Regions from separate parts of the Mus musculus genome. Here region 2 is linked to region 1. The links are chromatin loops, found by intact Hi-C in ENCODE. Cell type or tissue: gastrocnemius. All regions are shown on one strand. Links, peaks and the distances in the headings refer to the core of each region. The heading gives the core; the rest is flanking DNA. Region 1 holds the start of Kcnn1 (potassium intermediate/small conductance calcium-activated channel, subfamily N, member 1). Region 2 holds the start of Mir7240 (microRNA 7240).

What was found. Peaks named below come from ENCODE experiments on the same cell type or tissue, not always from the same donor. Only the 100,000 strongest peaks of a DNase experiment are listed, where the experiment ranks them.
Region 2: it touches region 1 in a loop (2.5-fold over the local background); 5 of 42 quality-filtered maps call a loop at or near these places.

The regions. Positions count from the first base shown.
Region 1 is chr8:70,850,252-70,865,487 of GRCm38, forward strand. Kcnn1 (potassium intermediate/small conductance calcium-activated channel, subfamily N, member 1) reads right to left here and starts at 6,757. Exons shown (of 10, transcript NM_032397.3): 1 at 6,681-6,757; 2 at 4,750-5,226; 3 at 4,376-4,471; 4 at 2,403-2,821; 5 at 349-490. The coding sequence starts at 5,145. In gastrocnemius, for the core only: no CTCF peak of the experiment used is centred there; a DNase peak (open chromatin) is centred at 6,773; H3K4me3 peaks cover 1,017 bases; H3K27ac peaks cover 1,174 bases.
Region 2 is chr8:70,791,528-70,806,763 of GRCm38, forward strand. It overlaps Mir7240 (microRNA 7240), which reads left to right and starts at 6,608; the gene lies at 6,608-6,665. Mast3 (microtubule associated serine/threonine kinase 3) reads right to left here and starts at 906. Exons shown (of 26, transcript NM_199308.2): 1 at 699-906. The coding sequence starts at 787. In gastrocnemius, for the core only: no CTCF peak of the experiment used is centred there; DNase peaks (open chromatin) are centred at 5,555, 5,971, 9,393 and 12,475; H3K4me3 peaks cover 2,652 bases; H3K27ac peaks cover 2,563 bases.

The DNA.
Region 1 (15,236 bases), core at 2,522-10,521:
GCTGAGGTGTGCAGATCTCTATGATTTCAAGGGCAGCCAGGGCTACATAGTGAGACTCCGGTCTCAAACAAAGACAAGGAAACTGTTGCTTAAATCAGGAGGAAAGGAATCTGATGTCCCACGTGGACCACACCCACCAAGATGAGAGCCATGGATCCTTCCTCCTGGCTTCTAGAGTCACTACAGACAAACGTTAGAGGTGTTGATGAGCCACCCGGGCTCCCTGAAATCATATATGGGGTTAACTGAAACCTCTAGGCAAAGCTGTGGTATCCCCAGAATTCCCTAGACAAACCCTTCCAACCCTTGAGCCAGACTTGGGGTGCAAGACAGGGGCTCTACACTCACCATGATGCCAGTGAGCAGACACACACCCTTCCCACAGTAGGTATGCGGCACCATGTCTCCATAGCCAATGGACAAGAAGGTGATGGAGATGAGCCACATGGCTCCCAGGAAGTTGCTGGTCACTTCCTGCTTATCGTGGTACCTGGTTTTGGGGAGGGGGGACAGACAAGGCTCGTCATTCCATGCTGTCCTCACAATCTTCATTCATCACATTCCTAGGGATGGGGACAGGACTTTGGGGTGAGTTTCCCTGGTTGCTCAGGGACTAGAGTTGGGGCTGAGTGGTGAATGTTGGGATGGGGATCCCATGCCCTCCCCCCCCCATGGTCCTTCCAGCCTCTCCTTTCCTTGACACCCATGCTGCAACCCACCATGTCTGCCCTCCCTAACCCCCACGGCATGACCAAGGATGACCCAAAGGCACAGCCACATGGAAGACAAGCATGTAGGGTAGACACTAGGAAGAACTTCCCGCAGCACAGCCAGTGAGGCCTGAGGAAAGAGGACTGGGGGAGACAGAAGGCCAGAGGAGGCTGTAGTGTAAGGAGGGGAGGGGTACTGAGGAAGGTGGGAGTCAGGGTACAGAGGCACATGCTGCCCCCAGCCTGAGGCCTCGGTTGTGGAAAGGAGAGGACACTGGATGGTAGAGCTGGATTTGGACCTCTGCAGGCAAGACAGCTTGAGACCTCACCTACTAGAGCTGTGGAAACCGAGCACCTGACAGAGGCAGGGGCTGTTCAGGCTTGGGGGTGATGGGAGGCAGGGAACTTGCCCACAATCCCAAGCTTGCCAGCCATGGTACTGCGTTAGTGTTGAATTTTTTTTTTTTTTTGAGACTGGACATCATGTAGCCCATGCTGGCCTCAAGTTTACTATGTACTTAAGGATAACCTCCTGCTTCCATCTCCCTAGTGCTGAGATGACAGGCATTGTCCCATGCCAGACTGCAGCTACAGGGTGACCCAGGTGCCAGGATGGGGACATGTGGGTGGGGACAGGGCTATGGGGAGCAAGGCAAGATTGCAAACAGCAGAGTCTGGTATTAAGACAGGCTGCGTGCTCCCCAGCTCAGAGCAGGGGTGCAGGGAGGGTCCTAAGGTTCCCGCTCTTATCAGTAGGGTGGGGCTACAGGAACTGTAGGCACACCAGATCCCTGAGAGCCAGCCTGAACCCTAGAAGGACAAAGTGGGGAGTCCTGGGTCTCCCACCAAGGCTGTTCCTGCACAGAGCAGATAGACCTCTGCACAAGGCGCTCCTGTGTGACGAGGCCCAGCTACACCTGTTTCTTCTCAGTCAGGTCTACGGCCCCTGGCAAGTCCTTCAATCCCCAAGTCTCCTTCTCAGGGACTTCAAGGGGCATTGCAACAACTCCTCCCTCCCTCCACCCCCAGCCAGGCCTGTGAGTGCGCTGAGACTTCTGGTGTCCAGAGCTGACAAAGACCCTGGACTCTGGGTGTTCCTTCCTGCCAGTCAGGCCCACCCTGGCTGCCAGCTCCCCTCCCTCACAGCTGATCGTAAATTCTTGGCTGGTGGGACCACAGGGGTAGCTGGGTGGTTGAGTCATAGGAGGGGTGCAGGGGTGGGGGTGGGGGTTGGAGGCAGCTCAGCTGACTGTAGGACTCACGTGTTCCCCCTAGGGTCTGGAAGGCCAGAGACAGGGAGGGAAAGTTAACATTAAACTTCAGCTGGACCTGGTGGCTCTGAGCCCTGAGTTCTACCCCAGCTCCCCAGAAATTAGAAAGTGGGGGTATCAGTGGAGGGATGGGGATGGGGGCAGCTCTGAGCCTGTGGCCCCTTCTGCTGGGCTGAAGTCAGAGGCCAGCATGGGATGCCTGGAGGTCAGGGACTGAGCCATGGGTCTCCCCGGGGACAGTGGAGGCTGAGGACACAGGCAGAGATGGACATAGTCCCCAGCCAGAGATCCTGAGGTCCCCTGTGCAGGCTCCTGCAAGGTCAGGAGGAGGACAGGAGGACTGTCTGGAGGTGAATGGACTGAGGTAAGGACCTGGGGCTTGGGTTCAAGGACAGGACGGGGGTGGTCCGCAGTCGGTCACCTCTCACACACGCGCACTGTCCACGCAGCAACGATCCAGGAGGAGACGCTGAAGACCAACAACACAGTGCCGGGGCAGATGGTCATGAGCGTCTTGGTGACGAAGCGTGTGTTGAAGGTGACGCGGTTAAGGGCCCCGATGCTGCGGCTGGATGCATCGGTGAAGATGCGGCTGTGCAGGAGCATGACCCGAGCCAGCAGGTAGAGGCGCAGGAACATGGGGATGGACAGCAGCACATCCAGGTCTGCCTCGGCTGCCGACGGCACCAGAGAGAAGGCCAGTCGTGCCGTCCACGTGAAGCGATAGTGGCCGGGCACCGGGTGGATGGCACACACGACCAACTCCAGCGAGATCAGGGACACGCGCTCCCACGTCATGGCGATACGCCAGTCGTCGGCACCATTGTCCACCAAGAACAGCTGCAGGAAGGAGGTGACTGAGTGGGTCCCTGAGGATGGGGCTACCTCTTGGTGGGAAAGCCGGCATGGGCCTCAGCACCGCCCCCCAGGTCAGGATTTTGATGGGGCTACCTCTTGGTGGGAAAGCTGGCATGGGCCTCAGCACCGCCCCCCAGGTCAGGATTTTGGACAAAGATTATTTTTGTTTGTGTACTTTTGAGAGAGGGTCTCATTTAGCCCAGGCTGGCCCTGAACTTCGAGTTACTCAAGAATGACCCTAAAGTCCTGATTCTTATGCGTCAGTCTGACAAATATTTGATGACAGGTGTAAAACACCCCATTTGGCTGGTTTGGTTTTGTTTGCTGTTTTTGTCTTGTCTTTTTGAGACAGGCTCTTATAATAAAGCTCAGATTGGCACTGAACTATCAGGAATCCTCCTGCCTCGGCCTCCAAAGTACTAGAATGATGGGGTATGTGCCATGTAGGACACTTGCTTCCCCAGCTGCAGCTAGAACTCATAGCCAAGCAAAGGTGCTCGCTTCACCAGCAAGCCAGAGGACCTCAGTTCAAGTCCCGGATCCCAAAGAAATGACCTCCACTCATGCACACACACACACAAAGAAATGATGTCTACTCATGCACACACACACACACACACACACACACACACACACACACAAAGAAAAAAAGGTGGCGCGGGGCTGGACTCTTGGGAAAGCGCTTGCCTCACTGCCCTGGGTCTGATCACCCGAACTGCAGAGAAGTCCTTTAGTTTAATGTCCACCTAGCCCTGCTGGAGACATACAGTCTGACACTGTCTTGGGATGTGGTGGTGATGGCCAGCCTCAGCAGCCTCCGTGCCATCAGGAAGGGACCTGCCCCATACTGCAGGTGACACCTCCTTCTCCGTGGCCCAAGTGCCACACAGTGACCTTGTCACTGCCAGCTCTCAGTCTAACTCCCTCAGCCCTGCAACCCAGAATCTGTTCATCTTAGCAACTTCCCCATTCTGGAACCTTCTCAGCAATGCAGAGCTACACTTGTGGCTTTGTGGCCTCCCTCAGCCTCCATCCCTCTGTCTTGGGTCAGAATGCTGTGGGTGGAAATCAAAGGGTTCCTGCCTCCTCAGCATCAAAGGGGTGGCTAGAAGGAAGAACTGTTTTTAGCTGGGCCCACTGGGCCCATGCTGTCATCCTAGCACTGGGAGATGGTGACAAGAAGATCAGTAGTTTCTAGCCTGCGCTATTTGAGACCCTGTCTCAAAAACAGAAAACAGACAAAGTGGGGATATTGGGAGGGTCAAGAGTGGGACATTATGGGGCTGGAGAGATGGCTCAGCGGTTAAGAGCACTGACTGCTCTTCCAGAGGTCCTGAGTTCAATTCCCAGCAACCACACGGTGGCTCACAACCATCTGTAATGGGATGTCCTCTTCTGGACTGTCTGAAGACAGCTACAGTGTACTCACATATAATAAATAAATAAATCTATATTAAAAAAAAAAGAGTGGGACATTATTACCCCAGAGGCCCTGGGCCAGCGTTGGGTCATGCCTCCAATGCAGTAAGTACCAACCTGGATCTCTCGGGCGTGGTACAGGATGACAAGGCCAAGCAAGATGACAGTGGACAGGCTGATGAGGCATTTCAGAGCAAAAGAGCAGAGTGACTCCTGCACACAGAGAGGGAGGGGATGCTGAGGATTCCTCATTGATGCCCAGGCGCCAGCTGAGTGGGGACAATTGCCACCCAGATGGGATCTGTATCTGTGGCTTCCCCCACTCCATGTCTCAGCTCCTCTGGCTCCCAGAAACATCTCAGTGTCCCCCAGCTCACGGATCCTAGTGACTTCTGCAAGCAGCATCCATCTACATTCCCTCTCCTGCGTCCCTCACCCTTGCTCATGGGTCCCCAACTGAGATGCCATCCCCAGGCTGAGCAGATGCCTACCTTGGTGTATACACCCCAGGACAGCTCTGTTTCTGTCACCATGACGACAATCCCAAACATGCCAAAGATGAGCGCATAGTCACTGAGCCGTTTACGCTTTTCAAAGAGGGCCCTGCGGTGTCCCAGGCGGTGGCTGACTGTTGGGGGCTTCCCTGAGCCTGTCTTGTCCTCCTCCTCCTCCTCCTCTTCCTCTTCCTCCTCCTGCTCCTGGGGGTGGCCCCTGGAACCACCGGGTGACAGCCTGACAGGCTGACCCTTGGCCACCATCTGCAGGCCTGGGCCTTGGGTGGGCTGCAGGGGGCGGCCTGCCTCAGGGTCCACAGGCTCCCAGCCCAGGAATCCAGGCCCGCTGCCCAGAGGCTGCCCCACGCTGCCATTGTGGCTGTGGCTACTCATGGCCACCTGCCTCCGTGGGCTGGGCGTGCAGCAGGCCCTTTGGGGCCCAGCATGGTTCCGCAGCAGAGCTTCTGAATGGACCTGTGGAGACAGCAAAGGTTGAACATCACCTTGGCCATTCCAGAACATTCCAAGGCTCAGGAGAGTCCAGGATCATCTGGAAAGTCAGTGTCTACCGACCCCTGCTCAAAGTCTGCTTCAGTTCCCCAGCGCCTAACCTCCCAGACACCAGCATGCCCTGCAATCATCCTGGCCCATGAGCACCCCCTGCCCCTCAAGCTACCAACAGCAGGTGACAAGGTGGCCTGGGTGCCTGCAAGACACACAGGTGAAGAGGCAATATGGGGCTGTGACTCAGCTGTCTGACACATATGCCAAGCCTAGGTGCTGCCATGTTGTTCCCTGAGACAGCCTCTTCCTGGGCAGGCTGGCTGGCACAGGACAGATGCAGAGCAGGCAGGGCTCAGTGACCAGTCCTGGGCTGGCTGTGTTTTGAGCCTCCAGTTAAAAGGACTGTCTGTTGCCCCAGGCACAAGGGGGATACCTCTTCTGGTTTTAAAAAGAAGAGCAAAGCTGAGGGAGGTTGGGTGGCCCCTGGATCCTCTGCCAGCACCGAGTCAGACACAGACTAAGGGACACAGCCTGGCGGTGGCTGAGGGCAGGACCTTGACAGGGAACCAGGCTGGCTCTGCCCGAGTGGCTGTGAGCTGAGGACAGAGCTGCTTTCTGTCATGGAGCCTGGGGTACCAGCTCAGTCCGTTTTCTCTTGTCTTCTGTAATTTTATTTATTTACTTTAGAGACAGGCTCTCAATCTATAGTGCAGGTTGGCACTGTGGCAAACCCCAGGTGCTGGGATGGCAGGTGTAAGTCGCCATGCTAGGACTGGTGATACATACCTATCAAGAGGTGCTAAACAGCAAGGCTAGCCTGGCCTTTGAGGCCAACTAGGGCTACCTGAGAACCTGTCTCAAAATAAAATAAAATCGGATCAATAGGTGTCCCTTGCTGTGAGTCTCAAGGAGGCACCCACCTCCCACAACTCTTGTAGGAACCACAGTGATAACGGCTCATGACAGAAACTCCCAAGACACTAGACCTGTGTCAGGTGGCCTCCCCAGCAGCTGGTGGGGAAATGGAGTTGAGGAAGGGTGCCAGAGCTCTTCTCACCAGGCTCACTGACTCCTCAGGGTGCCCGGCTCTGCTTGCCCTTTGCACACCGGCTACCAGGGAGCTTACAAGGCCAGTCTGGCAGCCCAGGTGCTGTCACTGAGCACCTTGACCTCAGTTTAGGGTGGCCGAAGAGTGCTCATGTCACTGGCCGTATCACATCCATCCTTGTGCATGGACTTTATGGACTCAGCGTCTCCCACTCGCAATCTTCCCTCACCGGGGGACACGCGCACCCTCTCTTCTGTGTCCCTGACCCCTGACCGCGTGGCAACACCATCCCCAGCGTCGTCCCTAGTCGCATAGCCCAGGGACCCGCTATTACTGCCCCCCCAGCCCCCTCACCCCCGCTTCCTCTCGCCAATACCTGCGGGCGGGGACCTGGACCCTCGTGCCAGCGCGTCCCCGCCGAGACCGGCCAGGGAGGGGGAGCAGCGCCGCCCCGTATGAGCGGCGCCTTGGATTGGCTGAGTGCACCAGGCCCCACCCCCATGACCCCGCAGGCTCCGCCCATGCTTAAAGCTCCCTCCTGGGCACTGGGCAAGAATAAGAACCCCGGTGATGGGCATCTGTGCACAGGCAGCTGGCTATTGCAGGTGATCCTGCACACCTGGACCTCATCTCTGGGGACAGACAAGCCCGCTCACCTCAGGGACCCCGATCTTAAACCCTATTAGCCTTGCGGGCAGAAAGAGCTCCAGGCAGCTGCAATCATCAGGGCTGGGGAGACCCCCGAACCTGCTCTGCCCCCATCATTCAAGCCAAACTTACAGAGCTCACTCATGAAAGTTTTTGTTTTGAATCAAGGTCTCACATAACCTAGTCTGGCGTCAAACTCACTGTGAAGTACAGGCTGCGCTAGAACTTACCAGGGAGTCCAGGTTAGCCTTGAGTGGCCTTGAAGTTCTGTTCCTTCTCCCTTCACCTCCTGAGCGCTGGGACAGTTTTGGGCCCCCCTTTCCAGCTCATGCAACATTTTTTGTGGTCTTGGGTTTTGTTTGTTTGTTTTGATAGCTCTGTAGCCAAAGCTGATCTTGAATTTACTCACTGAAATCCTCCTCTCAGCCTACTTCCTAAGGTGCTGGAGTTTCAGGTGTCTTCTAAGACATCCCAGAGACCAAGGAGTCTAGTCTCCGCCCCTTCAGTCACGTGATTACTGACAAGCTGGGGAGCTGAGGTTTGCCTGCAGCCGAGCGATGAGTGTGTGTATCCCCTCCCTAATCCCCTCCCCACCCCCACCCCAGCCACCCAGCTCCTGCTTCTTCCTGGCCCAATGTCTTTGCAGTTTAGAGGGCCTCAGGAAGGACTGAGGGGCAGATGTGTGGCCAGCAAGTGGCCTGGGAGCAGTGACAGCACTGAGCCCCAGCAGAGCCACCAACAGAGTGACAGTCCAGGTGTTGGGGACCACATCTGCACTATCCACATAGGTGGAGCCAGATGGAACCAGCCTGGGGTGATAGATGTAAGCAGGTTCCAGGAGACACCACAGAGGGACAGGCCAAGAGCACCAGGTTCTGCCTCCAGCCCCTAAACCTTCTGCATGTGGCCACCTCAGCCTGTGGCTGTGGGCCTTCCCTGCCTACCCCCTACCCAGGAATTGTTTTGCTTTTTGTTTTAGAAAGGGTTTCATATCTGTGAGGCTCAGACTTACTATAGAGCTGAGGATGGCCTGGAACTGGCCATCTTGCCTCTACCTCTCAGGTCCTACCTGACAGGATAGGCCTGGGCCACCAAGCCCCATTTGTTCCGTGCTAACAACAGAAGCCAGGGCGTCATAAACACTGGCAAAGCACTCAGTCTCCTGAGACACACCTCAGCCTCTCACAGCCCCCAGGGATTGGGGGCATGCCCCCGTTTGTCATCAAAATTGGGGTGCTCACTGTCCATCTAGCTCTCCTCCAGGCGCCTGTCTCAACATGCACCCCCATGGTGCCTGTGACCACAATCAAGGAGTTCACAGGCTCAGCAGTCACTGCCTCTAAGACTTACCCCTTCCCTCTTGGGGCCCACCCTGCCTTTAAGGAGCCCCTGGAGGAGGAGGTATCCTAGCAACCAGTTGGGGTGGCCTGGAGGCCTCTGGGCACCTCAGCCCTGGAGATAGATGAAGCTGGTGGTGGTAATGGGCAGGGTGGTTCTGGGCTTGAGTGCAAACTGGCCACACCTTCATCCTAGGCATGGGCTCCAGGGGCCATGGTGGGCGGGAAGGGGCAGAGGAGCCACGGATACACTTAGGACACAGTTACACTCCTGTGACAGGAAACAGCTTTGCAAAAATTGTCCTTTGGAGACTGCTGAACATGAGGCCCTTCCTTAGGGCCTGAGGGCTGAGCCACCGTCTCTGGGCCGTGGGTGAAGGACACCAGGGAACCCTTTTAGGCCTGTAAAGACGGGGGGGGGGGTGCTGAAGCAGAGGTGACTAGGTCACACACACTCTCTTACCTCCACCACACCCACCAAGCTCTGAAATCAGCCAGGCCCATGCAGTGCATGCCTGCCATCCCAGCAATGGTGGGGGTAGGGGGGTGGGGGGGTGTGGAGCCCTGAAGATCATAAAATAAAGGCCAGCATTCCCTATACAGATAGGAAGCCAACTTGGGCTACAGCCCTGTTGTAAAATGAACAGAAAATTGGGAAAGAGTTTGTCACAGCTGAGTGTGCAGAGGCCCCGAGGCAGGAGCAGAGAAGGAAGTCACAAAAGAAGTGGGGGCACACATCTTAGGGAACTAATTCTGGCTTATCTGGGGCTCAGAGATCTCAGATTTACCCATCAGTGTGCCCTGAGCCTGTCCTGTATGCAGAGCTTGTACTTAGGGATAACAGAAGCCCACACAAGTCAGACTTGACGTGGGAGAGCACTGGTCCCAGTCCTCTCCAGGAAAGTGGTCCCCAATAATACACAAGGTGTCTCCTTCAGCCACCTAAGGAGGTTTTAGAAGACCCAGTCCCCTCATCTCTGCAACCATCAGGACCTCCATTTGTCCCAAAACTTCACATTCTGACCTTATTCAGATGTTTTTTGTTTTAAGACAAAGTCTTAGTCCCTGCTATGTACACAGTGCCCAGCCCAAGGCCTCCTGCATAGCCGCTAGCTATGCAGTGTTTGTTGATTGACTAATACTGACCCCATGGACAGCTCACAGCTGACATTAGACTTCAGCCAGGACTGGAAACTGAGGGGTGGGTCAGAATCTTTTGGGCCTGCCTTCAACTCCACCAACCAGGCTGTGTGACACTGAGCATGTCTCCAACCTCTTCGAGAGGACATAGCTGGGCATGTCTCCAGCCACTGCTTTTGCTCTTATGGTGTCTTTTCCAGGCCCTTTCCCTTAAGCTTTAGGAGGTTCTGCTGTTGTTGTTACAGGTTTTAGTTTTTTTATTTTTTATTTTCCCTTGTTTTCTTGTTTCAAGATGGGGGTCTCATGTAGCTCTGGCTATTCTCAAAATCACTACATAGCCAAGGCTAGCATTGAGCTTCAGATCTTCCTAGTTCCTTCTCCCACATGCCTAGTTTTCCCAGTGCTGGGAATGGAAGCCAGGGTTTGGTGTGGGCCAGGCTAGTGTTCCAAGACCTTTTAAAATATTTGAGAGGGCTGATACCCACTTCTATAACTCTGATTCCAGAGGATCCAACACCCTCCTCTGGCTCCCAAGGTCAGCAGCACTGCACCTGATACACAGACATACATGCATATCACACACACACACACACACACACACACACACACACACGATACATCCTTACTTTTTAAAAAAAAATTTATGGCTAGCAAGATACCTCACAGGAGCAGCCGCTGATCTGGCAGAGGCCCAGGCCCAGCACCTACATCAGAGGCTCGCTGCCTCCTGCATCTCCACCTGCACTCAAGTGAGAGGCCTTCGCAGACATATACTTTTTTTTAAAAAAAATCAAAATTAGGACGAGGCAGTGTTGATGCCTTTAATTTGAGCACTCAGGAGGCAGAGACAGGTGGATCTTTGTGAGTTTGGGGCCAGCCTGGTCTTCAGAGCAAGTTCCATGACAGCCTGGACTATACAGAGAAACCCTGTCTTGAGAACTGCCCACTCCCCCAAAGAATTAAAATTAATTAAAAATAATTTCGTGCTGGGCATGGTGGCTCATGCCTTTAATCCCAGCACTCAGGAGGCAGAGGCAGAGGCAGGTGGATTTCTGAGTTCGAGGCCAGCCTGGTCTACAAAGTGAGTTCCAGGACAGCCAGGGCTATGCAGAGAAACCCTGTCTTGAAAAACAAAACAAAAAAAAAAAAAAAATTTTTTTTTAATTGACTTCAAGTCTGTGTGTATTTTGTTTAAAGGGACAGGAACTCACTACAGAGTCAAGGCATTAGGTAAGCCTTCTGTGTACAACTGCCCAGCACTGGGAGATCAGGCTGGCAGGGCGACAGACGTGGGCTGCTGGCTTTATTTATTGTTTATTTATTTGTTATCCTGTATGTGTCTATGTGTGTCTGTGTCTCTTTATCTTTGTCTCTCTCTGTACTTAAGTTTCTCCTCTGTGTGTGTGTGTTTTTCTTTGTCTGTCACTCTCTTTCACTCTGTGTGCATACATTCGTGTCTCTCTCCCTCTGTTTCTCTGTCTCTCTGTCTCTCTGTCTCTCTGTCTCTCTCTGTCTCTCTCTGTCTCTCTCTGTCTCTCTGTCTCTCTGTCTCTCTCTCTCTCTCTCTGTGTGTGTGTGTGTGTGTGTGTGTGTGTGTGTGTGTGTGTGTGTGTGTGTGTGTGTGTGGTGTCCCTGAGCAGTCCAGAGGGTATCAGGTGTCTGTGGATCACTCTTGGATTTATACCCTTGACACAGGGTTTCTCACTCACTTGGAGATGGGCTGGCAGCCATCAACCCTGCCATGCTCCTGCCTCCACTCTGTACAGTGCTGAGGTTCCAGGCACAGGCCTGGCCACACCCTGCCTGCTTTCCAGTGTGAATGCTGCGTGCAGATCCACACTTAGGTCCCCTTGCTTACACAGCAGTCCTCCCGCCGAGTTAGGACCAAAGTATCAGGCCCAGGCTGCCCTCCACCCCCAGCTCAGGCCTGGCAATCATCAATTCTCCTACCCCACACCAGGGGGTACCGGGGCAGGTGACTCACCCTGGGGTCCAAGGGGCTCTGGAAACCACCAACCTGAGGCCGCTGCTCTTCCGTGTCTTGAAGTTGCCCTCAGACGTGGGATGGCCCTGCCCTTGGCTCTTCTCCACACCTGTAAGGATCAGACATGGGAACCAGATCGGAAAGGCCCACAGGGTTCCTTCTCTTGTTTTGGTTTGCTTTTGGTTTCTGAGACAGGGTCTCTGTGTAGCACTGGCTGTCCTGGAACTCTTGCTGTAAACCAGGCTCGCCTTGAACTCAGAGATCAAGCGTGGCTCTGGCTTGTTTTGTGATTGCTGGGACTAAAGGGTGTGTGCCCCGACCAGGCTGAAGGTCTGCGGACCTCAGGGTTCTTTAAGATTAGTGGCTTTGGCGACTGTGAGACCCACAGCTGTGAGTCCAGAATTTGAGGCTGCTGTTCCACACACCACTTCCCCTCCACCTCCTGGTTTTCTTCCTTGCTTTCCGTTGTGAACTTAAACGTGACTCTTCTCTTTTCACAGGACCTGGGCAAGGGGCAGTGGTTACGGGTAGTGGTGGGGTGGTGGCCCAGGAGAGCTGACAGTGGCTGGGGAGGGCAGGGGCTGCCAAGGTCACTCTGTTGGCCTCCTCCAGACACCTGCCTACTAGGTGATCCACAGGATCTGGGACTGGGCTCGGCCAGCCAGCTAGATCATGGCCCTGAAATGAGTCCCGGGGATCCTAACTTAACCTCCCCCTAGTTTCTGGGCACCAGATTGAGGGGCTTCACACCCCATGCTCAGGGATGATGCAAAAAACCCAGACAGGACCCCACCCAGGGGTTGTGGGGTTCTGGACTACTCTGCCCCTGCCTTGCTGGGTGACCTTGGGTGAGTACTAGCCTTCTCTGGACCCCCCCAGTTACCCACCGCAGGGGGTGGCTGACTGAGAAAGCCAGAGGAAAAGCCTGAGGGTCTAGCAGGTCAGCTCGAAGCTCCTGCCGGCCATCTCTGGAGGGAATCCCCGCCAAACATGAGGACCAATGCCTTAAGGAAGGAGCCATGGGGAATAGCGAGGAGGAGGAGGAGGACTGCCACTCTGAGTGACTGGCAGTCCCCAGGTCCCCAACCTCACCTGAAACTGAGCCCCTTTCGCCCAGGGACTCAGGGTTCGTTCTGGGGCAGAGTCTCTGCTCCGGATTGTCTGGGGAAGATGAAGGGACATCCCGCGGTTCCCGCAGGTCTCCCAAACATCGGTAGACTTAGTGAAACCCGGCAAAGAGACACCCCCACCTCATCACCACCCCCTTCTGCCTGTTAACTCACCAGTAGTCTCCAGCCGCAGCTGCTGGAGTCCCTGCGTCCCGGCCCGAGAGCAAAACCAAGTGAGTAAGCAGACGGGCAAGGGCGTGGGAACAGAGGTGCGCGCGCCGCTGCAGCGCGGACCCCCCACCCGCGCGGCCCGCTGGGGACGGTCAGGTGTCCCCTCCGCGGCGGCACCCAGCGCGCTCCCCGCCGAGGCCGAGGACAGTGACCGAGGACACGCCAAGGGCTGGGGCGATCCTTGGTGTCCGCTGGCTTTACGCGCGCAGTTTTCAGACGGGGAAACTGAGGCTGCGACAAAGACCAGGGATCCTTGTCCTTCAACCCAGTCAGGTGCAGCAGCTGTCGCCTCCCACAGGGAAATGCACTCCAGCGAGAAGCTGAGCCTGGGGCAGGGAAGGGTCGAGAGGGAGAGACGCCGGGAGACTCCAGCAGCTGATGACGCGGCCCAGGCTGGAAGGTCCTGGTTTGGGGGCGAGGGGTGGGGTGACCAGAGAGGCAGGAAGAGAAAACTTCTCTGTCCCTGTGTCTGGCTGGAAGGTGCCGCTCACGCAGCTGGAGTCCCCCCTGCGCCCCTAACGGCGGATGCAGGGGTGGCGGGACCGTGAAGGTCAAAATACCCAGCCAGAACAATGAGCCTCCTGGGGTCTGGAGTGCTCAAGGAGCGGGAAAGCAGAGCCTGGGTCTGGAGAGGGTCCGAGACCCTTGTGGTGATCTTGGCTAGACCCAAGACTCAGTTTCTCCAGTCCATTCTGAGGTGGCTCTCCAAAACTGAATTTGTGGGCTGCTGGCTCTGTCCTGCTTTGTCCTCTAAGTGTCGACCCCCCCCCCAACCCCCTTCTCAGCCCTTCCCTCCTAGCCCCACCCCTGAGCACCCACCCACCTTCTGCCACGGTCTGAGACAGGGGGATTTCCTCCTGGGAGTCTGGAGGCCTTTAAGAGTTTCCATCATTTTTGTTGTTGTTATTTTTGTTTTTGTATTTTTTCTTCCATATGTTCTAAAAATAGCCGTCCCCCCTCGCCAGTCCCCCAGCCCCGCAGCACTTCGTGAGCAGCGCCGCGCTCCCGCGGTGGCCGGGGATTCCTCGGACGGGCGGGGCTGGGATGCACCCGCGACCGGCGCGGGTTGCGAGCGCCCCTCCCACCGCGGAGCCGCGGGCGGGCGGTGAGAAACAAGACAGAAAGGAGGACTTCTGGGTCTGCAGAACAGAGCTCGAGGGAGGGACGACAAAGGATTCCCTTCGTTGTGGGGAACCCTGAACCTTATATCGCCCTGAGTGGAGTCCTCGACCCGCGATTCTTAGACTCACTACAATCCCTGCCTCATGAAACACCTTGACAGCCTGGTGACAGGTCACATTCCTGTCCCGCACGTCTCTCCTGTCTCTCCTTGCAAGCGAGGAGACCAACTGGACTTTTCCCAGCCCCATAGTCTTTCACAGACCCTCTGGGTGACCCCTGACCAAACCCAGCGTCCCTCAGAACCGGGCCAGCTTCGGGAGCATCTGGACTCTTTGACCAGCTCTGCCGTGTGCCAACTACTCTCACCTCTCATTCACAACCTGAAGGTGATCCCCGACAGGCGTCCCTACTGGCCACCTCGCCCGGGTTTCAGGTCACCGACTCCCTCCATTCTTGATACATTCATCTCCTTCCCAAGGAGAAAGAGGAGCCTAAAGACTCTTAGGGAGCCGGAAGAAAGCTGCAATTAGGGCGAGTCCACCTCAAATAAAGGTGCCAGAGAAGGGGGGCTGTGCACAGATACTTCAGAAGGACCTTTGGACCCAGCACAGAAGTCCTTAATGACTTCTGCAGGGCATCCCCAAAACTTCAGTAACTTCAGTGGGGCTGCCCCGCCGCTGGGGACCGAATACAGTGTGTGTTCAGGGTGACCGCTGAGACCTGACCTTTCTTGCGACTCATTGTTCCCATAGCCTCGTGTGTCACACGCTCTCTCTACAAAGGATGGACGAAAGCTTTGTACTAAGGACAAAGGCGCAAGGAAGGCGTCTGCACCCTAAAGAGAGTGGCACTGCGGTTACGACAGGAGACTGTCCCTCTGGACACTGCCACGCACCTCTGAGTGATGCGGACAGAGAGGCACTGGGTGGGCCCTGGGTCCTGGAGGACACCAAAGGCGCAGCCCCGGGGCCAGACACCGGGTTGAACAGCGCAGAGCTACGCGAGGGCGCCACGTCTTTGCCCATACACTCTGGGCTGGAATTATGGCACCAGGATTTGGGAGAGGCTCGAGACCCGGGGAAGAGAAGTGGGAAAGGGGAGAGACTGGGGAGATGGTTGAGGATGGAGAGTTGCAGGGGGAGGGGGAAATGAGGAGTAGGGGGAGCCAAATTATGGCTGCAGGCTTTATGCCGCGTGATCTATTTTTTATTTTTTTCACAAGGGCTCACGGAGCCCACGTTGGCCTTGAACTCCTAATTCTCCTGCCTCCACTAGGTGTTGGTATAACAGGTGTGGCAAACCGTGCAGGGCTGACCCGGCTCTTCTCTACAGCAGCGCGCCGGTCCCTTTGTCCTCGTCAC
Region 2 (15,236 bases), core at 4,696-12,695, 57 kb before region 1:
GCCCTGCAAGACTTCCTGTCGCCCCCCCTCTGCACACGACACACACTGGCAGCCACATCCTCTCCCTGCCCTGCTGTCCCATGGTCCTGCACCGGTAGCCAATGAGACTGGTTGGTTCCTTTCCCTTATGCTTAGACAAGACCTTGAAAACAACCATATTGGACGCCTCAGAGAACCTGGATCATCTCACTTGAGCACACATTAAATGCCAACTGCTTACACTGTTCCTTGCTCTAAAAGGCCTGTAAGCCATGGTAGGCACCACACTATCTCAAGGCCCAGTCGAAGCTTTGGATCGAGCACTCAGGGTCCTTGCATCTCAGACTTTTCCCAACTATGCTAACCTAAATACAGAGAAACACAAGCACAGAGAGGTTGAAGAACTACCTGGAGTCACACCGCACGGTAAAAGCTATCTTACAATTAGAACCTGGGTCGACAGTTGAGGCACCATCTCTCTTGGCCTCTGTGCCTTGCAAAGGAGGACCTGGGCCGAGGAGAAGCATGCCTTCTTGGCTGTAGACCTGCCACCCACTCGTCAGTCTGGGCCATGAGTATTTGCATCTGCGCCAACATTTCCGCTGAGTGTCCAGAACAGACTGCTTCATTCTTCCCAAATTCATCGCTTTGCAAGGCCCGAGTCCCAAGTTCAAATACCGGCGTCCACAGCTAGACCCTGCGCCCCAAGCCGTCCCTACCTTTTGGAACGCTGTAGCAGCGCACCCTTGGCCAGGCGGCTGCGGTGCCCCGGGGCCGCGACCGCGGTCCAGTAGCTGGGGTCGGACATGCTGCCGCCCTCCGTCTGCCCGGGCCTCGGCCAGATCGGCCGGATTCGGCCTGAGCCCCGTAGAGCGGCCCAGTGGCCGCGGGCAACAAGGAGCGCGCGCGGTAGCAAGGAGGAAGCCCGGCTGGGAGCCCCGCCCAGTCACGGGGCGGAGCCTGAGGGGGCGTGGCGTCGTGATGGAGGAGGAAGGGGGGCGAGGCGTTGCTACAGTGCTAGGCGGGGCGTTGCTAGGGTCCCCAACTAAGGAGCTTTTGTTGCTACAGCTCTGCCGGAAGCGCTGGGATGGAGCGCAGTTAGAACCCGCCTGTCGGTGCCCAGCATTGCCAGGGCCTTGAGGGACAGCGCGGGGCGTTGCTAGGGCCCCGAGCAGATCGGCGCGGCGTAGTGGACGTTGCTAGGGCTCTGGGACTAACGTGAGCGTTGCTAGGCCCCCTAGCAGCACAGGCAGGGGTTTGCTAGGGTTCTGAGCATAGGGGGCGGGGTTACCTGGCCGTTGCTAGGGCTCTAGGTAGCAAGGGCGGGGCGTTGCTATGGACCTCAGCAACACAGGCAGGTTGTTGCTAGAGCTCTAAGCACCAGGAGAGGCACCCTGACAGGAGAGCGAGGCGTTGCTATGGACCTCAGCAGCCCAGGCAGGGCTTTGCTATGGTTCTGAGCATTGGGGGGGCGGGGCTACCTGGCCGTTGCTAGGGCACTGCGCGGTGAGGGCGGGGCGTCGCTAGGGCCACAACAAGCAGGTGGGGCGTTGCTAGGGCCTGGACGGCGGAGTAGAGCTTTGGCGGTGCTAGTAGTGCAGGCTGTGACGGGTCTGCCCTCTGACTTGGAGGTGTTAGCCCTGCCTGGCTCTTCCCCTTTCCTTCCCATCTGTATGATGTCTGCGATGAACGCAGTGTGCATGGCCACGAAAGCCATTACCAAAGGCGATAAGTCATATATACTACAAACCAAAGGAATATGTCCTTTTCCCCCAGGTCCTAGGTAGCCAGTGGTCATTCTGACAGCACCCGACTCCCTGGACTTTTAGACACCGGATCAGAGCCTTGCTCGGATTTGAAGCTCAGATCCTATATTTGGTGCAAGAAGATAGCTGGGGAAACTGAGGCACATGCACCCAGGTTTTCCCCAACTCATCCTTGTCAAGTCACTCTGAGACTCTGCCACGTCTCCTCCAGGCTCTTTGCCACGTCAGGCGTTTCCCATGCTGCTGGCTGCAGCACAAACCCATATCCAGTCATTTATTCACTTGATAAACATTTATTGAACACTTACAGTTTACCTGCCTCTGGGACATCTAGGGGTGACTTCAAGGTAGTCCTTGATCTCAGATAAGGAGACAGATGAAGAATGTCAAAGAGTAACTTCAAAGAAAGAGGGATATAGCTGTGCTGGCAGAATGCTTGCCTGGCATGGAGGGCTCCATCCCAGCCCTCACCACACTTTTGGAGGTGGTAACACACACCTGTTGTCACAGGACTTGAGGGGTACAGGTAGGAACTTAAGGCCAGCCTGGACGATATTTCTTTCTCAAGAAATAGCAAAGAAGGCAAGCAGACAGGCAACATAATAATTTTGACCATGAGAAAGAAGAGAATCAGTGGGCATGGGGAAAGAGTGTCACAGATGGGGAGGAGGGTGCTCGCTGAGCTAACCACACAGCTGCAATAAGGATTGGAGCTCACTGAAAATGCAACAGGGAGCCATGGATGGTGTTAGAGCGCCTCCATGTCTGTCCTGGAAAGCAAAGAAAGACCTTTGAGAAGCTGGGATAGAGGGTTAAGCCTCTAGTGAGGAGCTGGTGGCATGAGGGGACAAAAGCTGAAGACTACATCATGGAAAGACCTGGAGAAAGGGAGTGGCTAGAGCCCAAGTTCTGAGTCACAAGGACAGGCCCTGAAGTGGCCACATGTGACCAAGAGGATCATGATCACCTTGTGTCAGGTCTGAGCACTGAGCTCAAAGCCTCCTGACTGTGGACACAAATGGTGATGGAGCCCTGGGCTTCATACACCTCCAGGAAGAGCCACCCACCACTGTTGTGCCTGGGAACACACCTCCACGACACACCTGATACACAGCTGTTTCCTTATCCCCAGCCACAGACTAATGCCTTAGCAGCCCACCTGGCCTGTTTCCCACTCTGAAGAACTGGGCTATGCAACTATCCAGAGTGCCTGCCTGGCAAGGCTGAGCATACAGGGGTCCCTGCTCACAGGTCCTCTGCCGAGGGGTTCTAGATGAAACCCTCTTGGGGCAGAGGCCATAACATCACCTGTGACTTGCTCTGGGGACTTTGCTTTATCTCTCTGCTACTGCTTAAATGGCAAAGCCTTGGGTATGTCTTAATCTGGCCAACCCATCCTGTTACCTCTTCCCACATTCCAAATAGCTGGACCACTGTCCCCAGCCCCCATACCCTGCACACCCCAGGTACATTCCCTCTGAGCCTGGCCTCCAAGGCCCTGGGCAGTCTGTGGCCTGTAGGGTCAAGTCAAGATGGCCTTTGACCCTAAAGGCCAACAGAGCCCCTCTACCTGCTTTCTTTTCTTTTCTCCTTTCTTTCCTTCTTTCTTTCTTTCTTTCTTTCTTTCTTTCTTTCTTTCTTTCTTTCTTTCTTTCTTTCTTTCTTCTTTTTTTGGTTTTTTTGGTTGTTTGTTTTTTTAGGAGACAGGGTTTCTCTGTGTAGCCCTGGCTGTCCTGGAACTCACTTTGTAAACCAGGCTGGCCTCGAACTTAGAAATCTGCCTGCCTCTGCCTTCCAAGTGCTGGGATTAAAGGCGTTGTCACCATCCCGGCCTCTACATGCTTTCTATTCATCAATGTCAGAGCATCAAATAAACATCTGCTGCATACTGGGCCCTGCCCAGAGCATACAGTGTGAGCAGAGAGATTCAGGCCAAGCCTTTTAGGGACTCTCAAGGTTGTAAAGGAAATAAACTCTCAACAATGGCGCAGAAAGGTGTCCTCACTCAGCAGGGTGTGTTCCTTCCACCAACACTGGGATCTGCTTGCACTCCGGAGGATGCACCTTAGAGTGATATGTCAGGGGACAGATGGGGAGAGGCAGGTGGGTCGCACAAGGTTGGGCATCATAAGGATTATGGGACACTCGAGGACCTTTTTTCCAACAGTACAGGGGCTCTTCCATACTGAGGTGTATAAATGGTTGCCAGACAAATCCCATTCACTCTGTTCCAGCACAGGGCAGTAAATGTGAGAGGCTCAAGGCTCTGGGGCTACAGGCAAAGTGGCTCTGCCACCCTCTGGTGGTAACTGTGGCTGCCTGGTAGGCTGGGCTCCAGTCCCCAGCAGTGCCTCCATTTCTTCTAGGTATAAGCTGTTTAGTCACATGCAACCCCAATTTAGGGTCCCTCCCTTTCCTCTCACCTGCCCTCCCCTGGGTTGGAACCAAGAACTTAGAGATGTATCTGACCTCACACTGTCTCCTAGGATGCCCTGGATCTCCTCCACCCACTCCTGAGGAAATGTGGCAACAGCAGTGCCTACCTCCCACTGGGCAACCCATTCCAGACAGACCAGCTTTCCTCCAGATGTCCTAATCACCACAAGACCTTCTTCCCCTCAAAAGGCTACCTCAGGACCTTTGCACTCAGTGCTAGCTCTCCAGTGCTACCTTCACCTAGCTCTGTCCATGGCTCCAATCCACTTCCCCAAGGGGTTAGCATTTGAACACTGTCACTTGTTTGCTCGCTGGCCACCTCCTCCAGCCAAACGAGAACCCTCGGAGGGAGATGTCTGCCATACTTGTTCACAACTATGGACTTTCTACTTGGCACACTGGTTAGGTGCCTAGTAGGCGTTTGCTGAGGGAATGAAGGTAACCCAATAGAAATTCAGTGTGGACTCCATAGTATATTGTCTTCCCCATTACAAAATCTATGGAATGTGCTAAGCAGCTCATTTATACTAAGGTGTAAATGGCTCCCAGGTAAGTCAAGACTTGACTTTCACATGGGCAAGTCCCTGATACCTGCCCCAGAGTCACAGAGGGTGGTGCTGACTCTAAGTGGGGTGTGGTGGCCAAGCTGGCCTCCAGATTTAGGGGGTCATAACAGGTCTGTCTCTGAGCCTCAGTTCCCTTAGTAGGAAATATGATCAGAGCAGAAATGGCTATTTTCAGTCTGGTGCAGCCTGTTGGGTTTGTGTGTGACCACAGGGAGTTTCTGGTCACTACCCAACAGGGCCCTGGGAATCCAGCACCTGTCTCAAGAAGTCCTTGGACTCAAGTTCTGACCTGGCCTGGGACACCTGTCCAGCTCTAGCCTGAGGCTGGGTGTTCCCGCGGGATGTGAAGCCAAGAAGGGGGTGACACTGAGGCCTGGGGCAGCGAGGGGGTGTGAAAGGCCCGGGTGGAGGGTGCGCGTGCTGGGCGGCGCCACTCACCTCCAGGGTTGCAGGCCCAGCGATGGGCTGCACGGGCTGCACGGGCTGCCGGGGCTCAACAGGCATGGGCTCTGGCTGCTGGGCGACAGACTGCAAGACAGAGGCGAGCGGTGACCCCGCGGCGACCCGGCGTGACCCCCGCGGATTCCCAGGGGTCGTACCGCGGTGCTCGGGCCTCGGTACTCACTCGAGCGTCAGCGCGGGGATCAGTAATTTCTCCCTGCGGGACTTCATGGCGGCGCCGCGGGAACCGACGCCCGGTGGCACCGGGCGCGAGCAGACGCGCTGGGACTATGGACAGAGGGACGCGCGCACCAGCGGCTGGCGGGGGCGGGGACTCAGGGCGGGGCTACGGGTTACGGGGCGTGTCCAGGAGCGGGACAGACGGTGGACCGAGGGGCAGGACTATAGGCAGTACTACAAAGATGCGGGGCTGAACTAAAGGATGATGGGGCGGGACTACAAGGTTCGGGTGGGGCTATGAGGTGTGGGCGGAGTTACAAGGGGAGCTATAGGTGAGGAGCTGAGCTTCTGGAGAGGTCCTGAGTAAGAACGTGGGCGTGGATTCTGGTGTGTAGACCGAGTTATAGAATGAGAGGCGGAGCTATGGGAGGCTTGGGAGAGAGGAGACTCTGAAGAGGGCGGGGCCTAGTACAACAGAGCCCGATGCGGCTGGTGGGGTTGGGCCTCAAAAGTGTACTATGGGCTGGGCGTTTGGAAGCAACTTGCAGGACCCCAGTCGCGCGGGGGTGAGGTGGTGGGCGGGGCCTCTGAGTGTGTGTGTGTGTGTGTGTGTGTGTGTGGACTCTGGCTCTTGGGCCTGTCTGTGGGCGGTACCGCTTAAGAACTGTGGTGGAGGGCAGGGACAGAGGCGGAGCCTCGCGCGGTGGGGCGGGGCTGAGCGCCCAGCTCTGGAGAGCGTGCGCGCTCGGAAAAGAGAGACCTGCGGGCAATCCTGGGGGGCTGCTGTCTGACCCTCTTTGACCAGTTTCCGGAACATTCAGCCGCCCAGCCACGGGCCGGGAGGGAAGAAGGCCTGGGTTCTGTGGCCTGGGATCTCCCACCCGAGATCTCATTGTCGTGTCCCCTCCCATCGTCGCGCCCCTACAGATCTGGTCCCTGAAAGCCCGGGGTCGAGTCACGTACAGCACGGGTGGCAGAGCTAGCAGCTCCTGGAGGACTCTGGCCCCGACTTTGCCCTCGAGGTCGGTGCACTGCGCTCCTCCCGTCCCCGGCCCCTCACAACGCACTAAGGACAAGGTCCAGCCCTGCCCCAGCCGTAGTACACATGATTTTGGGGCGACTGAGACCCTGTTCTCAGAACCTGCGTTTCTTCCTCTACCTCGCCCAGCCCCGCCTTCACTGCCAAAGCAGGTTCCACTCCTGGGCCCCCTGTCTGGAACTGTCCACACATTGACCGTGTTGGAGAGGACCGCCGTCGGACTCCTCCTGCCCTGCCCGCCGTTGGTCCTCTCCAACACCAAACCTCACCTCCTCCAAATGACCCGGGCGCCTGTCTCATTCCATTTAATTTTGCCTGAGCACACACTTTTCACGTTTTGTGTCCCCCCATTAAGAACCGGGGCGCCAGAGGGGTTGAAACATCTCTTTCCCCTGTTTCTCCAACGGGCAGGTGCTCAAAAACTTGTAAGCCTCCGACTGAGACATGCGCGACTTTCAAAGATGGGGCGTCCAAGGTTGTTTGCTCTCTGGAGCGAACAGGAGGTGAACCCCTCCCCCAGTCTTTGTTTATCCATCTGTAAACCCGGGACGCACCGAACAAAATGTTCTTTGAGCTCCAGAGCTCCCCAGATGATGGCAGCATCACAGATTCTGTTGGCCGGCGCCAAAAGGAAGCGAGTCTCTTGTCATGCAAGCCCATTCCAATGTACTTGGGTTAGAAGTTAATATTTCATAATCGCACCCTCCCCCCAGTGCTGAGAATCAATTCTTTCTACACTTATTCATTTAGTATAGGTCTGTCCCTGCACACACCTGGAGGTCTGAAGACAACTTTTGGGGCCGCCAATGCATCCGGAGCATGGCAGCAAATTGCCTTTAGCCACTGAGCCACCTCTGGAGCCTATGGCCTTCGAATCTTTGAACAAGCCATCTACACTGGAGTCACGGCCCCAAATATTGGTTTGTGTTTTGTTTTGTTTTGTTTTGTTTTGTTTTTTGGCAGGATCTTATGTAGTGCAGGCTGGCTTGGAACTGTCAATCGACCTCAGCTCCCTGGGTGCTGCTGGAATCACAGGCAACTATGTTTTGGCTGGACCCCAAGGTGGGAAGTTGTTGGGTTTTGTTTTGTTTATTTGTTTATTTGTTTTTAGATTTATTTATTTATATGTGTCTGAAGACTGTCTTCAGACACACCAGAAGAGAGCATCGGAACCCATTACAGATGGTTGTGAGCCACCATGTGGTTGCTGGGAATTGAACTCAGGACCTCTGGAAGAGCAGCCAGTGCTTTTAACTGCTGAGCCATCTCTCCAGCCCTGAGAAGTGTTCTTTGGGGGGTGAGGGCAAGGAAGGAGATTCTGGGGAAAGGCTCAGTGGTTAAAGCGATTGTTGCTAATGATAAGGAGTTCAGGGTCATGACAGCAGCCCACCTGTAACACCAGCCTTGCAAGGCAGAGACAGAGAATCTCCAGGGGGTTCTGGGATGACATCTCCTGCCTCAATGGATGCACAAATGGAAGGAGAGAAGGCAATGCTGTATTAATCATTGAATCAATTACTCACCCGCGCCCCCGTCGTGGAAGACTCAGCTCCTTCTGAAATGAGACAAAAAGTGTGGGGTCAACCTAGGAAGTGCCCCACCCTCTGCACCCCAACATCAGCTTCCCAAGACCCAGTCAAGACCTGTTCCCTGCTTACACACTGCCTCAGGGTCCTCCTGGTAACTTCAGCCTTCTGTGATGTTCAGTGGCTTAGTCCTTACTCTGACCTGCAGTATTCCCACCAGGCTCTCAAGCTGCCTCACCCTGCTGGTGGGGAGGGGGTATGAATACATAATTGGGGCTAAGTGTGAAAGGGGGCTTGCTGCTAAACCTGACCACCTGAGTTCGATCCCCAGGACCCACACGATGGGAGGAGGGTTCCTTCTCCTGCAAGTGGTTGAGGGTGTGTGCTCACACACAAGATTAATGAATAATGTAATAAAGTAATGGAAGGAAAAGAAGACATGAAGACGGGTTCAGTGGCTCAAACCTGGCCTCTCAGCGATGGCAGGTGGAGGCAGGAACATTTTCATTTTAGCCTGGGCTACGGAGGGAGACTTGTTTCAAGTAATAATAATTTACAACAAACACGTAAATTTTGTGCTAGGACTAGTGGACACACTTGTCACCTCAACAACCCAATTTAGTTCTCCAGATCCTCAGAGCCTATGAAGTTGTTGGTTCTGGTCCAGGGTAGAGACACTTAGATTTATCCTTTGAGAACTCAAAAAAATTGATCTGTACCAACTCTGGCTGCCTGTCCTGTATATAAGGAGAAGGAAGCCTGGCCTTGGGCCCCATTGCCCCCAGAGTCCCTTCTGATCATGTGGTTATGTCTGTGTGCTTGTGTGCACACACACTCGTGTCATGGCACATGTGACAACTTGCATCTCTTGCAGTGTGGATCCCAGGGAAAGACAGGCACCAGCTTCCTGGCAGGTGGCTTGCCTGGCTGGGCCATTCCCTAACATGAGAGACAGGCTCTCTCTAGGTACCCGCAACTCATAGTGATTCTCCTGCCTTGGCTTCTCAGCTGCTGATGACAGGCTTGCACCACCACCATCAGGGAGATTTTTTTCCCCCCTTAATTTTAAGAAAGCCTTGTTGGAAGTAGACTTAACATCAGGAAAGCTGTGCACATGACCAGGGCACATTACTTCCAGCTACTGTTCAGCCCAGCAACAAATTAAACAGAAACGACCATGTTGTGTCTCATTACTCAGCATCTACTGTACAGGCTCGGAGACTGAGGCATAGAGACAGAGAGGAATTGGGAAATGGACTCTCTAGACGCCCCAGCTCAACAGACACACTCATTGGGGCAGCCACTTTGGGGACACAGACTATTTTTACAATGGTGGGTTCCAGACTACCCACATCCCCAGGCGGGTGTTTGTCATGGCAACCAGTGGCGTCATCCGTCCCCACAGCCAATTGGAGGGGGAGGGCGAAACTGCCAGGCACTGGACCACTTGGCTGGCAAAGGGGGAGAGATGGACCCCTGCTGTGCTCTGATACCCTAGGGGTTCCTCTTGGCCAGTCGGGGGTGGGGCGCGGGGAACCCGGGGTGTTTTTTCACCAGCTCCCCCCCCCCACTACCAAGCCAGAAAGAAACAGAATATGAACTCTAGGGTTCAGACTGGGATCCCACCATCCTGGCCTTTTCTTGGGATCTGGTGGTCCTGCTGTGTGGAGTCTGCCAATTGGCCTAACCTCTCTGTGCTTTGAGTTAACTGAGTTAGAAAACAGCAGGTTCCATAGGGCCCAGTGCCGGCACATCGTCAGTGAGGACGATTTAAACGCGTTCCCAAGATACAAAAGGACCAGCGGGGGGGGGGGGGTGTTGGGGTGCCAGGCCCGGAAAGTTCCCCGGAAGTGGGCCCGCGACGTCCCCGTGCCATCTGCTTCCGCAGCCTCCTCTACAGCTGCTCCTGTGGCAACTCCCACACAGACGCCCAGCCACTGGCTGTTATTTATTTTTCTTAGGGCTTCTCTCTGCAATGCAGACTGGTGGCCTGGAACTCACATCCTCCTGTCTCAGCCTGCAGAGTGCTGGGATCACAGGAGATGGCCCTCCGGGACTGCTATTTTGTTGTGGTTGTTGAGACAGTCTGTGTCTCTGTCTCTTCCCTTCCCTTCCTTCCTCCCTCCCTCCCTCCCTCCCTCCCTCCCTCCCTCCCTCCCTCCCTCCCTCCCTCCCTCTGCCCAGGGTAGCCTTGAACTCCTGATCCTTCCTGTCTCTACTTTCTGAGTGCTAGATTGATGGAGGCTTATGCGATGCTGGGGATGGAGCCCAAGGGCTCCATGCATGCTAGGCAAGCACTGAACTACAAGCATTCTATTGAGCCATAAGCACTCAGCCCACTAAGCCAACTACGGCTGCCTTAAAAATGTTGTGTTGAGGGATTCTTCATGGATTGTGATGCTGTCCCGTGGGACTCATCACCAGCCTAGAGATCTCATAGTGTCCAGGAGGAACTGGACACTATGGTGGAGCCTCACCCCAGAGGGACTTGTGGCTCCAGGCACAGGAGCCAGGGGCTTCTGAGGTCAAGAGGCAGCAGCTGTCCATGGTGGCATGCCAGGCTGGGGTAGGCTGCTGCCATTTTAAAACTGATAAGACTGGGTGGTTCCAACAGTGACTATATTGTGAGTCAGGGCCTGGGGTCCACTGGAACCCAAAGTCCAGTCTCAGAGGTTATCTGCCTAATGGGGACTTGGCTTTTGTTTTTTAAACACAATCTCACTCTGCAGCCCCAACAGACCTCAGAACTTGAAGCAATCCTCCTGCCTCAGTTGCCCAACTCCTGTGATGATAGGTGTGCACCATCACCATTAACAAAACTCCAACTCCAGGGTTTCCTGGAGGAGGTGGCTAAATATACCTACGTGTGGGGGAGGGGGAACTCATTCCCAAATGAACCATTCTGCAGCATGGGAGAGCATCGTCTGCCTTCTAACTACCCTAGAGGCTGAAGTGGGCGAGCCTGGCCTACACCATGAGCCTGATCTCAAGTTGGTAGCAGCTGCCGGGCACACACAGCCTGGGGCCCCATCCCTTGAGCCATTAGCCTGGCCTGATGTTGCTCAGGAGGCGACAAGACGATTAGAAGTTCGAGGCCAACCTTGGCTACCAGAAGTGCTGCCTCCATCATTTAGGAGTGGAGCCTAGACTTCCAGCATCAGCCTCCAAGCACTCCTATTGGCTGTCACAGGTAGCCTGGCCTTTGATTGGCTGAGGCTTTAACCTGTTAAGCCAGTCAAAGATTGCTCAAAAAGCATAGCTTGGCTTGGGCAAACTTTTTTTTTTAAGATTTTATTTTTATTTATTATATGTAAGTACACTGTAGCTGTGTTCAGACACTCCAGAAGAGGGTGTCAGATCTCATTACTGATAGTTGTGAGCCACCATGTGGTTGCTGGAATTTGAACTCAGGATGTTAAGAAGAGCAGTCAGTGCTCCTAACCACTGAGCCATCTTTCCAGCCCTTGGGCGAACTTTTAAGGACAGAAAAGTGCATGAACTTCTGCCACCGCCCAGCTTGTTTTCTTATGTTTATTTATTCTACTCTGGCCTTTATTCCAGTGTCGTCTAAGCCCTCTTGTCTCCTGTTACTAGAGCTTTCCCTGCCCCAGCACCTACCACTGCTCTGGATTACCGATTACCTTGGCATCGAAATTTAGCTTTAAATTTTTTTTTCTGTTTTCTTTTCTCCCCCCCGCCCCCCGAGGAGACAGGGTTTCTCTATATAGACAAGAATGTCCTGGAATTCACTCTGTAGATCAGGCTGGCCTCGAACTCAAGAGATCTACTTGCCTCTGCCTCTGAGTGCTGCGACTAAAAGCATGTGCCACCACCACCCAGCTTATTTTTCTTTTTCATTTACTTGTGTGTGTATTTACTATATGGGTGTGCCCACGTGCCTCAGCTCATGTTTGCATCTCAGAGGACAAATTGTGGAAATCAACTCTCTCACCATGTTGATTCTGGAGATTAATTCAGGTTGTAAGACTTGGTTGCAAATGCCTTTACCCTTCTCGACAGCCCCCCCCCCCAAATTTAGCTTTTTCAAAAGCTCACCATTGTCTTTCCCACCCAGCTCCAACTGTGAATTTGTTTTTTTCTGGATGGTTTTGTTGTTTGGATTTTTCAAGATGAGCCTATACTGACTTTGAACTCCTGGACCCTCCTGCCTCTGCCGCCCAAGTGCTGGGATTGTAGGCATGAGCTCCCACCTCTGGCTACAGGCTTTAGTTCCCCTTAAATACAACACCCAGCCATGGCCTCCGGGCCTTTGCACTTGCTGAGCCCGCTCCTCAGGTCCTCCCTGCAGCCAACCTATGGCCGCCTGACCCTGAGAACCGCTATACTTCTGCGGGACTCAGTTTCCCTGTGTGTAACGTGGGACCTGTCATCTGAAAATATTTACCACCCATGTGGAACAGGTCCCGCTTGTTGACGTCAGCCGCGCCCCCATTCACTCACCCGGAGGCGGTGTCTCTATTTTAAGAGGCCGAGGGCGGGCTCGCATCTAACTGGGGCCCCCGGCGACACCCGCCGCGCACCAGCCCCGCCCCCACTCCCGCCTTCCCGCCAGGGTCTCCGCTCCGCGGCTTCTTCGGGGAGGGGGGACCCGCCCGGGGGGACCCGCCCCACTGCCCCTGTCCAAACAGCTTTACTTAATCTTCACTTCCCCAAATTCCTCTGCCCTGCGCCTGCCTCCCGCGGCCGGTGCCACTCTGCGCGGTCAACTCTAAGCCACTTGAGGTTCTGCACACTGTAGAAGCAGGGCAGACGGTAGCTACGAAGATCCCCACGGCAAAGCTGTTGGTCGTTTAGGTGTGCGGTCCCAGTCTCAGAACGAAGCAGGCAAACCGCTATGAGTTTTGCAGATGCTATAGATGGGGAAACTGAGATCCAGAGAAGCCAGAGGTGTCGCCTCAAGAGTCCCACAACCCGGGAGTGCCCTGGACTTGCATTTTGATCTCTCTATACCCACTTTCTTACTTCCCGGAGGCGCAACGCCAAATCGAGAAACTGAGGCTCGAAGAAGCCACCACTATCACACACCCTGCAGATCTTTCGTGGTCACACAGATCTGTGTTCCTGCAGAGATGGAATCTCAACCGGGCAGTCTCTGTTGAGGCTTCCTTAGGCGAGAGCCTCGGTTTGCTCATCTTTGGAAGGAACCGAAGGCAGGAGACTAGCTGCTAGAGGCGACCCTGGCAGGAGGCTGGGTTGTGTTCACCTCAGTGGCTGCACATACTGAAGCTCCACGCCCTCCGGCTGGTGTGGTGCAGGAACCCTCGAGTTCCTTCTCCTCAAGCCAGAGCCCAGCCTCAGTTTCCAGTTTTCCCCATCTAACAGAGATCACCTCGTACGCAAACCGTTCTGGACAGCAAGTGAGCAGAGGGCGCAATCTGACGCTTCCCGCCTTCCTCACTCCCTGCCTTAGTTTCCCGACCTGGAAGGCTCTGTCCCCCCTCCTACCCGCACCCCACCTCACCTGGAGCCCACGGCGCCGCAGGAGGCTCGGCTCGTCCATCGCTGTGTGTTCCCGGGCCGGGCTCGGCCCACCGGCCCGCCCCACTCCCTCGGGCCCGCCCCCTGGCACCATTGGTCCTGTTGATCAGCTGACGCCCGGCAGGCCTCGCCCCTCCGGCCCGGAGCGTTTCGCAAAGCTGCCTTCGGAGGGGCCGAGAGGTTTTGAGCTAGCTGAGGTCACACAGCAAGACGCCGCCGCGCTCACCTCGATACAAAACTGAAGAAATTCCCCGACTCCATCTTTAAGAAAAAGTTGGATTTTAAAAGTATTTTATTGCCGGGCGGTGGTGGCGCACGCCTTTAATCCCAGCACTTGGGAGGCAGAGGCAGGCGGATTTCTGAGTTCAAGGGCAGCCTGGTCTACAGAGTGAGCTCCAGGACAGCCAGGGCTACACAGAGAAACCCTGTCTTGAAAATCAATCAATCAATCAATCAATCAATCAATCAATCAATCAATTAATCAGCTGTGTGGAGCTGGCCATGCTGGCATTTACCCTTCATCCCAGAATGAGAAGAGGTGGCAGAGATCTCCTTAGGTCATCCTTGGCTACATAGAGAATAGTAAGCAAGCCTGAGCTACATGAGATTGTCTCAAAACAAATAAGGGGTTTTAGTACATTCGTCACCACCACTTAACCCTAAGATACACACCCCAAAGAGCCCCATCCTTACCAGCAGGCTCTCTTGTGCCCCATCTCCAGCCTGACACACTCTTCTCTCCTTGACCATTTCACATCTTTTCAAACTCCACCCACCTTGTTGGGTTGTCAGGTGTGCTTTCCTAAAAAGGCTGAGTAGGAGTTCCCACTGGCTTACCCACCGGTGGCCATTGGCCACTTCGTTTTGTAGCTACCCTGGGGTAGATGCAATGATAGTTGCAGAACATGGAATGTCTTTTTTGGAATATGTTTTGCGTCTTGGATGTTTACCTGCGAGTGGACTTCCCAGGGCCATATGGTATCTGTGTGTTTTCAAGGTAGAGGAAGTGCCAGTTGGTTTCCCAAAGCGCCTGCCGGCCAAACAGATGTCAAAAAAGTGAGTAATTCTGTGGGGCAGGCAGGCTGGAGTCTGGCTGAAAACCCATGTGCAAAAAACTCAAACTGCATGCAGCCTTTGCTCTCGTGTGCTGGCTGGGGCCTGACAGCTCCAAGAACCAGAGCTCCTGACCTCTTATGAGCAATTCTCCTGCCGTGGTCAGGCAGCAGGATCAAGGTCCACCTGAGGTACATCAGACCCTGTGTTAACAACCCAAATATAAAGACATAAATGCCTTTGAACAGTATAGCTGATTTTCTAAATGTTTTTATGGGAGTTGGTCAGCAGTTAGAGCATCGGCAGGTCCCAGTGCCCCCATGGCAGCTCACAATCCTCTGTTCCAGTGGATCTAGCACCTCTTCTGGCAGCCACCATGCACACGTGTAGTGCACAGACATACATGCAGGCAGCCACCACACACATTAAATAAGAATAAAATCTTTTAAATTGTTCTTATTGATAACTGGTGCCCGTATGCTTGTTAATGAACAAAGTTTGTTCCTTGAAAACTCCTATTCAGTCTTCAACACCCTCTCTGAATGCTGTTTCAGGGCTTCAGAGTCTCTTGGGCACAGAAAGGGAAGGTCACTCCCTTGACTGGGCCACCAGCAGCAGAAGCCGAGACCATAGGGACATTCAGTGGTTTCTTCTGCTATGGTTTCCGGGGCCCTTGTGACCTATTCCTTCCTGCTCCCCGCCCCCATGTGTGTAATGTTCCTGAAAGTGGGGCACTCTGGGCACTTAGCTA